Linked DNA regions of Homo sapiens: region 2 is linked to region 1. The links are chromatin contacts, found by Hi-C or POLR2A ChIA-PET in ENCODE. All regions are on one chromosome and are shown on one strand. Each heading gives the region's core, a stretch centred on a gene start or an enhancer-like site at or near the end of the contact. The rest is flanking DNA. Distances are from core to core; before and after follow the strand shown. Region 1 has its middle 86 kb from the start of FRY-AS1. Region 2 has its middle 49 kb from the start of FRY-AS1.

Region 1 (4,534 bases), core at 562-3,061:
ACCAATAATTGTTTTTAGGAAAGTAGAGAAAGACTTTTAATTCCTTTTAGATATTACACACATTTAACAATTGTTATGGTGGTATAGTTTAAGGCATGAACTTGAACTTTGGAGTCAGATAAAACCCGTGTTCAAATCTTCTCTCCTCTAATTCCTATGTGTTTTACTCTGTCTCAGCATCTTCATCTATAAACAGGGTGATTAGGAGGAATCAATGAGGTAATGCATGCCAAAGGCTTAGCACAGAATCTGGCCAGTTTTAAGCACGCAGTAAATGATGGCTATTATTATAATGCATTCCAGGTGCATATGTACTTCATTCTGTGTTTTCAGCGGGACTCTTAAAGACAAAGGCACACTATGCAGACATACCTGGTGTACACTCTGTGTGATAATAACACCTTTCCTTAGAGACTTCTATTTAATCTCATACATGCTCTTATGTTGGCCCCATGGTAACAGTGTGATTGAGAAAGACACACTCACCAAATAGTTTGAGCTTCTGCTTTCCTGATTGATGAATTTCTCCCAGTTAGCACCCAATCTTTTGTGCCTAGGATTCTATCTTGCTTTATATTTGAAAATTAAACACTGTTCTTGAAGTTTGGGTTGTAGGAATGTATGTTTTTTCCTCCTATTATATCATTATCTCAAACTTTAAAAAATGCTTTTACTTTATATTTCCTTACTAGAAAAAATGTATTATCATTAGGGTGAGGGAGATTCAGGCAGTCTCATGGGCTTTTAGAAATGGTTTCATACAAGTCACTCATTGTTTTGAAGTTCATGGTACATTTCAGCTTGACAAAGTTATTCTAGGTCCTGGGAGGGAAGTGGTGCAGATGATTCTCAGAACTGGTGAAATAACTTAATAATCTAATACATAAATATGATTGCTGGATTATAATTATAGTTATGATTGCTAGATTATAATGGTAACTCTCAATTGGGCATACTTGTAAGGAAAAATGCTTTTCTCTCCAGAAAATCTGTTGTGGTTTGGAGACCTGTTGCTGAAAGGGCATAAAGAGAACAAAACTTGTATTAGTGTGGAAGTATATTCTCAAGTTGGTAAACAGAACCAGCTCCTAAATATCAACAAATATTAAAACGTATTTAGCATCTAGGAAACCAAAATAAACAGTGATTTCTGAAATGACCCCTAAATCCCTTATAATGTTATGTATCTATTGATTCCAGGCACTGGGAAGGGAAAAGGCAAATCTCATCTCACATTGCAACCAGACAGAACACAAAAGGGGTGTTGTGTGTATGTGACAGAGAGAGATTGCTGATGGACATGGGCATAGCATGGCCATAGAAGCTATCTGCCAGCTGGAGCACAGCATGGCTGGGGAAGATGAATTATAGAGTGATGATTTCTGCACAGTCAGTTAAGGAAGAAAGTGCAGAACATTTCCACATACATAGAGCAAGAGGGAAGGGAGCAAAGGACATAAAAATGCAAAATCCAGGAGAGAGAGAGAGAGAGAAAGAAGCTGGATGATAGGACAAGCAGGAATCTTGAGTGAAGAAATGCTGGTTTTTCTTAGACCACCAAACCCATTGACCATTTTAGTTTAAAGCTAGGCAGAATCCCCGCAAGGATAATAACGTTGACTTTTTATTTGTGAGTGGAGGCCTGTCATTACTTCTATGGCTAAGGCTTGTTTTCTAGACCTCTGACTCCACTGCCAGGCAGTAGGAACTTCTGGAGAAGCTATCTGCCAGCTGGAGCACAGGATGGAAGGGGTGGGTGGCAAGCAACAGCGGGTTCCCAGCACTGCTGCCTGACACACGCCCACAACCAGTTCCTTCCTGGTCATCACCAGTCATCTCTCATCTCCCTCTTCCAGCCAACTTCCAGTTGGCGGCCAGCCAAATAAGACACTGACTAAAGAAGGATGTTCGTTCTGTGTTATGTGTATAGCTTGAAACTTAAAGGTATGAGGGAATGTAAAAATGCTTCCCCAAAACTGTTTAAAATCCGTAAGAGTTTGGGAAATTATACAAAAAATTAGACTTGTAATTTACGTAGGCATCTATTCTTGAATAGTGAACTGTGTTTGCTTTATGGTGTTGCACCCATGAAGCTGAAATTTCATGCAGCAACCATTACACCACTTTTGTTACCATCCACTCTGAGTCACATCTGTTCAAATTCCCCAGTCTTCTGCCAACTGATGGTTTTTTTTTTTTATCTCTCCTCCCCTGTGCTATTAACTGTAGAAAGGAGGGGCTACTTAGTAATTCTACACCTGTTAAAGTCCACGCCTATCAACTTGTTAAGCTTCCCAAACAAGTGCAGGGTAAAGCATGAGAACATCAGAGTCTGGGGCGGCGGCGGTGGCTGCAACGGTGGCTGTGACGGTGGCTGCCGCTGGGTTTGGCTTTCTGGATTTTTGTTCAGAGTCGCTAATGTATCCCCCACAATGGCAGTTGATGACAGCAATTTATATTCCAGAACGAAGAACAAACTAAATTCATCTCAAAATGATTATAAATCATCAAGAAGGAGTAGCCTGCCACCTGAACTACTCATAGGAAATGACATTAGAGGAAGACTTCAAAGAAACATTAAGAACTTGGATCCCATTCACCTGAGGCACCCGAAGAAGAGACCATCCATATTTCCAGGTAGGAATTGTTTACATTTATACCATCCAATTGAAACAAAACCAAACACACACACACACACACAGATTATATTTCCCTTGTTACAATCAGATGTTCATTTAAAATTAACTTGGGTTACATTCGAAGACTTTAAGTAAATAAACATGTCTGAATATAAAAGAATAATTGTTTGATCTGAAAGCACACTATCTTCTTCGTTTTATTTTCTTTATTGATTGTAACATCTTTAAGGACCTGTAAATAGGCAGCTATTTTATTATTTGTTGGCATCAGCAGGAATGTGGAACTACTTTGCTTGCAATCCTGAAGAATTCCATTGATGTATTTCATTCTCTGGCATTTTTTTTTTTTGCAATATTATTGGATTGTTGAGTGAAGTTGATGTTTGTGTGCACCAAAAATTAACACCATTAAACACTCCAATGCATGCTTCAAATTCCTGTCTTGCATCAGAGCCTAAAACCATTTGTAGTAAAAAGCTCAACTGAACAGTGTGGATGGTGAAATATATTAGAGCACAGGAGACATGGATTTCAGTCTTGATAAAGGGACTCTGATGTCTGCCCCAGATGTTTATGTGTGCATATTATAGATACGTAGATTGTCAGAGATACCTGTGACTGCGAACCTTAATTGAGCTAAGTGATCACTGGAGAGTATAAATTATATGAATTATATAGCCAATTTGGTTTCAATACTATTTGCTTTGGGATTTCCAGGAAAAACTGAAAGTGGCCTTTTTGTTATGGCTGATCGATTTATTGGAGCCTTCTTTATGGGGGACAGATGAGACTAAATTATTTTTTGGTTTTCTGTATTCATAGAGTTAACCCAACACTTAGGGCTAACTCTATGAATGTAGGAAGCCAAAAAATAATTTAGTCGAGTTTTACTTCATAAAAATTATATGGACTACCCAAAACAGCTGACTCTTTATACTGCTTTTGGAAAGCGAGAAGATAAAGATGATTTAGAGATGTGGGACTCAAAATTACATTTCTTAAGGAAGCTATTTTAATAAATTTCTTCAGTTCAGTGATATTGCCCTAGTGTCACACTCTTCTGCAGAAAAGAAGCAAAACTCAGCCTGGAGTGGGCCAGAAGGTGTCAGTGTGTGAGTGTGTTAGGGGGAAGGAGAGGGGGATGGTATGAAAAGTGCTGGAAAGAGGAGCATTTGGGTGCCTGAAGTATTTCACAGAGCACAGTCACTTTCTGCCTGTTCGCTTGGATCTCCTAAGGGTACCAAGGAGCTCAGGCCTGCTGTGTTTCCTAAAACTACATGGTATGATGTACTTTCTGATGAATTGGTTCACTAGCCCTTCTTCCAGAACCTTCTTGCAGAGCAGTTCTTCACCTTTTGCTTTTTCTTCTCTTAACATTATTCTTTGGTTAATTATGTCTGGATTCAGGTACCTTATAATTCATCCTGCACTTCTCTGCCACCACCGACATAGCCCCACCCCCATACTTCATGGCCTTCTTCTTTCCAAACAACTGGATCCAGGGGAATGCCTCACTCCTGCAGCCAGCATTCCTGCTTTGCCCTCTCGTTCTATAAGGTCATCTGGCCCTGGCTGGTAGCTACAGCCACAAACTTATGAGAAGGCCTCTTGGCTTGAATCTTACATAAGTTGTCCTTTCTAAGATCTTGAGTTGACATAATTAATTTGACAAGGTGGAGTTGTGAAAAGAGCACTCAACTTCAGGGAGGTGAGTTCCAGTCTAGACTATGTCCTTAACTACCTGTGTATGTTCTCCAAGCTACCTCACTGACCCCTGTGACCCCTCAACTATACCACCTGTTTCTGCTCTTTCTGTGCCCAGTACTCTCCTTAGGGGCAGCAGCAGAAGAGGGGCGTTTCCCACCCCTCTCCCAACCTCTCCACTAGGGTCTCCA
Region 2 (4,077 bases), core at 531-3,030, 37 kb after region 1:
AGACTCTGGCAGGAGAATTTTATGATGTTCTAGTGGGAGTGACAGACACATAAAAATAATTATAATGTGATGTGTGATATATATATAAACTTTAGTGCTATTAGAACATAGGATGTGGAGCAAACTGCCTGGGGAAACTGGTAATGGTTAATCATTCACTCAATCATTTGATAAATATTTGCCAAGAACTGTCTGTGTGTAAGGTACATAATAGACACTCATTTATGTGATTATGAATCCCTCTAAGTAAGAAGTCTATATTTTTCTAGATTATGGGAGTTTAATAAAAGGTTTTTATAAAATTCCTTACTACATTTTCTTTTTGTCTTTTAATCTGGTAATTCTACCAGGATATGAAAGGAGGTTGATATAAAGAATAACTATTGGTTGCTAATGATTGTTGATTTCCTTTCAAAGTTCTTAAAAACTACTTGTTTTATAATTTGCCCTGGAATGTGAACAAAGAATAAAATTCATGTTATAGTTTTACAGTTTGTACGATATGCCTTTTACCTTTCTTTGGAATTTACCACTGCTTCCCTTTGTTATAATTCCTCCAAGACTAATAGCAGCATTTTCGTGATCACATTTGTAGTTTTTTTAGGGTGCTCATTTGTGATTTTGTGGGGGTCATGAGGACTTGAACTCAGAGTCCCAGGGTATTCCTTTACTGTCTCTTATTTATACTAGGCTTTTATTCCCTCTAACTCATGTTTGTTGTAATTTAAAAATAAGATTCAGTGATGGAGAAGAAAGACACAAAATATTGTGAGGAATTTAGTACTCCGACCTCAGTTCTGAATCCTTCCCTCCTCCATTCAGTAGATATTTATAAGTGCAAGCTTTGTTCCAGATGCTGGGCTTTGCACAGACCTTAATATTCCTTCGCTCTGCCCTCCTTGGATCCCCACTGCTACTGACCTGGTTCAGGCCCTCATCATTTCTCACCTGATCTTTTGCAACAGCCACTTAACTCATCTACCTGCCTCCAGCCTTGTCCCTCTTGCTCCATCATTTGCCAGGCAGAGTTCTCTGATGCGAAAATCTTACTCCCCTTCTTAAAACTTTCATCTGTCTACCACCTACAGGATAAAGCCCCAAATCCCCCACTGCTGGTCCAGAGCTGCTTAAGTTCCCTTCATCCTCCATGCTGTGTCTCCTGTCAGTGTCTGTAAAAGCTTCCATATATTGCATACTTGTTACATGCCAAATACTGAGTGACAGATACAACACATGTTGCTCTATCTGCAATGCCTTCCTTGTCCCAGTCCCTTCACCTAGCTCCTAGTTATTCTTCCAGACTAAGCTCATGTGTCACCCTTCCAGGAAGTGTTAATTAATACCAGCAACCGCCCACCCGCATCCCTTCCCTATATAGTTTGAGATGGGAATCCCTTCCTGCTCCCATGACAGCTACCTCTGTCACTGTCTTTACCACATTATTTATGTGTCTTTCATCCCCAGACTAGCATTGTCCATTAGGAACATAATGTGAACCACACATATAATTTTAAATTTTCTAATAGCCACAATAAAATGGGAAATATTAATTTTAATATATTTAACCCAATATGTCCAGTATGCTATTATTTTAACGTGTTGTCAATATAAAAATGATTAATGAGATGGTTTACATTCTTTGTTTATACTTAGTCTTTGAAATCTGATGTGTGTTTTACACAGTACATCTCACATGCTCGATAGCCACGTAGGACGTAGTGGCTACCATACTGGATAGTACAGGTCTAGACTATGACTCATTGAGGACACAAACCACATCTTGTGTCCCTGGCACAAAGCCCAGTGCCTGGCATTTAGCAGATACTCCATTAATGTGGAAGTAGAAGAGTAGAATGGAGCAATCTGCATCCTGTATAAAAAGTAAGAACAGTCTTTATTAAGGTACTTTTCTCTTTTGCATTTCCTTATGATCAATCTCTCCCTATTCTGCAAGGGGCGCTTTTGTTTCTAGACAGTTAGGTATATTGCAACAGAAATACAAAGTATAAAAAGGAATTCGTATTTAGTTTTCTGATATCCAAAGCTAGCCTTTGTTTTTAAGAAAGAAAAGAAGTTTTTCTGGATTTTTAAAGTTCCCATAGATATATCAAAAATTTAGACCTTATAGATTAGCAGGTATACTAACATTTATTTGTACTATTCAATATGTACAAGAAAGTCCTTTCACCTGTCCCCAGTGAAAATAAAATTTTGTGGTAGTATACATAACTATGTGTATAATATATAGTTATTATATATATAATATATATAGTGATATGGTTTGGCTCTGTGTCCCCACCCAAATCTCATCTTGAATTGTACTCCCATAATTCCCACGTGTTGTGGGAGGGACCCAATAGGAGATAATTTGAATCATGGGGGTGGTTTCCCCCATACTGTTCTCATTGTAGTGAATAAGTCTCACGAGATCTGTTGGTTTTATCAGGGGTTTCTGCTTTTGCATCTTTCTCATTCTCTCTTGCCACCACCACGTAGGAAGTGCCTTTCGCTCCCACCATAATTCTGAGGCCTCCCCAGCCATGTGGAAATGTAAGTCCAATTACACCTCTTTTTCTTCCCAGTCTCGGGTATGTCTTTATCAGCAGCATGAAAACGAACTAATACAGTAAATTGGTACCAATAAAGTAGGGCGTTGCTGAAAATATACCCAAAAATGTGCAAGCAATTTTGGAACTGGGTATCAGGCAGAGGTTGCAACAGTTTGGAGGGCTCAGAAGAAGACAGGAAAATGTGGGAAAGTTTGCAACCTCCTAAAAACTTGTTGAATGGCTTTGACAAAAATGCTGATAGTGATATGAACAATAAGGTCCAGGCTGAGTTGGTCTCAGATGGAAATGAGAAACTTGTTGTGAATTGGAGCAAAGGTGACTCCTGTTACATTTTAGCCAAAAGACTAGTGGCATTTTGCCCCTGCCCTAGAGATTTGTGGAACTTTGAACTTGAGAGAGATTATTTAGGGTACTGGCAGAAGAAATTTCTAAGCAGCAAAGCATTTAAGAGTTGACTTGGATGCTGTTAAAAGCATTCTATTTTAAAAGGGAAACAGAGCACAAAATTTCAGAAAATTTGCAGCCTGATGATGCAGTAGAAAAGAAAAACCCAGCCGGTGCGGTGGCTCACGCCTGTAATCCCAACACTTTCAGAGGCCGAGGTGGGTGGATCAGCTGAGGCCAGGAGTTCGAGACAAGCCTGGGCAATATGGCAAAACCCCATCTCTATGAAAAATACAAAAATTAGCCTGGCGTGCTGGCGGGTGCCTATAGTCCCAGCTACTCGGGAGGCTGAGGCAGGAGAATCGCTTGAACCCAGGAGGTGGGAGGTTGCAGTGAGCCCAGAGTGTGCCACTGCAGTGCAGCCTGGGCAACAGAGCCAAACTCTGTCTCAAAAAAAGAAAAGAAAAGAAATACCTATTTTTTGGGGAGAAATTCAAGCTGGCTGCAGGAATTTGCATGAGTAACAAGGAGCCATGTTAATCCCCAAGCCAACGGGGAAAATGTCCGCAGGGCATGCCAGAGGTCTTCACAGCAGCCCCTCCAATCACAGACCTGGAAGCCTAGGAGGAAAAAATGGTTTTGTGGGCTGGGCCCAGGGTCCCCATGCTGTGTGCAGCCTAGGGACTTTGTGCCTTGTGTCCCAGCAGCTCCTGCCATTGCTAAAAGGTGCCAAGGTACAGCTCGGCCCATGGTTTCAGAGGGTGCAAGCCCCAAACCTTGGCAGCTTCCATGTGGTGTTGAACCTCCGGGTGCACAGAAGTCAAGAATTGAGGTTTGGGAACCTCCACCTAGATTTCAGAAGATGTATGGAAACATCTGGATGCCCAGGCAAAAGTTTGCTGCTGGAGTGGGGCCCTCCTGGGGAACCTGTGCTAGGACAGTGCAGAAGGGAAATGTGGGGTTGGAGCCCCCACACAGAGTCCCGACTGTGGCACTGCCTAGTGGAGCTATGAGAACAGGGCCAGACCCCAGCATGGTAGATCCACTGATAGCTTGCCCTGTGCACCTGGAAAAGCCACAGACACTCAGTGCCAGCCCATGAAAGCAGCCAAGAGGGGGGCTA

The links. Hi-C counts contacts between places; a loop is a spot of excess contacts on that map. ChIA-PET counts read pairs that join two places held with the same protein, here RNA polymerase II (POLR2A). Pooled maps may share reads with other maps.
Region 2: a loop to region 1 is called in a map of MCF 10A, with 5 times the contacts of the local background. The contact joins two enhancer-like sites. A Hi-C loop is called at or near these places in 1 of 168 maps with a recorded cell type or tissue (MCF 10A) and 4 of 50 pooled maps. POLR2A ChIA-PET finds 5 or more read pairs at or near these places in 5 of 52 experiments (A673, MCF 10A, Panc1 and 2 more).

Annotation. Positions count from the first base shown.
Region 1 is chr13:31,943,545-31,948,078 of GRCh38, forward strand. It overlaps the pseudogene EEF1DP3. Among named protein-coding and RNA genes, the nearest start is that of FRY-AS1, 86 kb to the right of the region's middle. RefSeq lists enhancers at 1,834-2,335, 2,336-2,835. Within about 2 kb of position 1,812, at least 16 of the 41 ENCODE cell types and tissues checked have a DNase peak (open chromatin) inside an H3K27ac peak, as active enhancers do.
Region 2 is chr13:31,980,956-31,985,032 of GRCh38, forward strand. No RefSeq gene overlaps it. Among named protein-coding and RNA genes, the nearest start is that of FRY-AS1, 49 kb to the right of the region's middle. Within about 2 kb of position 1,781, at least 4 of the 41 ENCODE cell types and tissues checked have a DNase peak (open chromatin) inside an H3K27ac peak, as active enhancers do.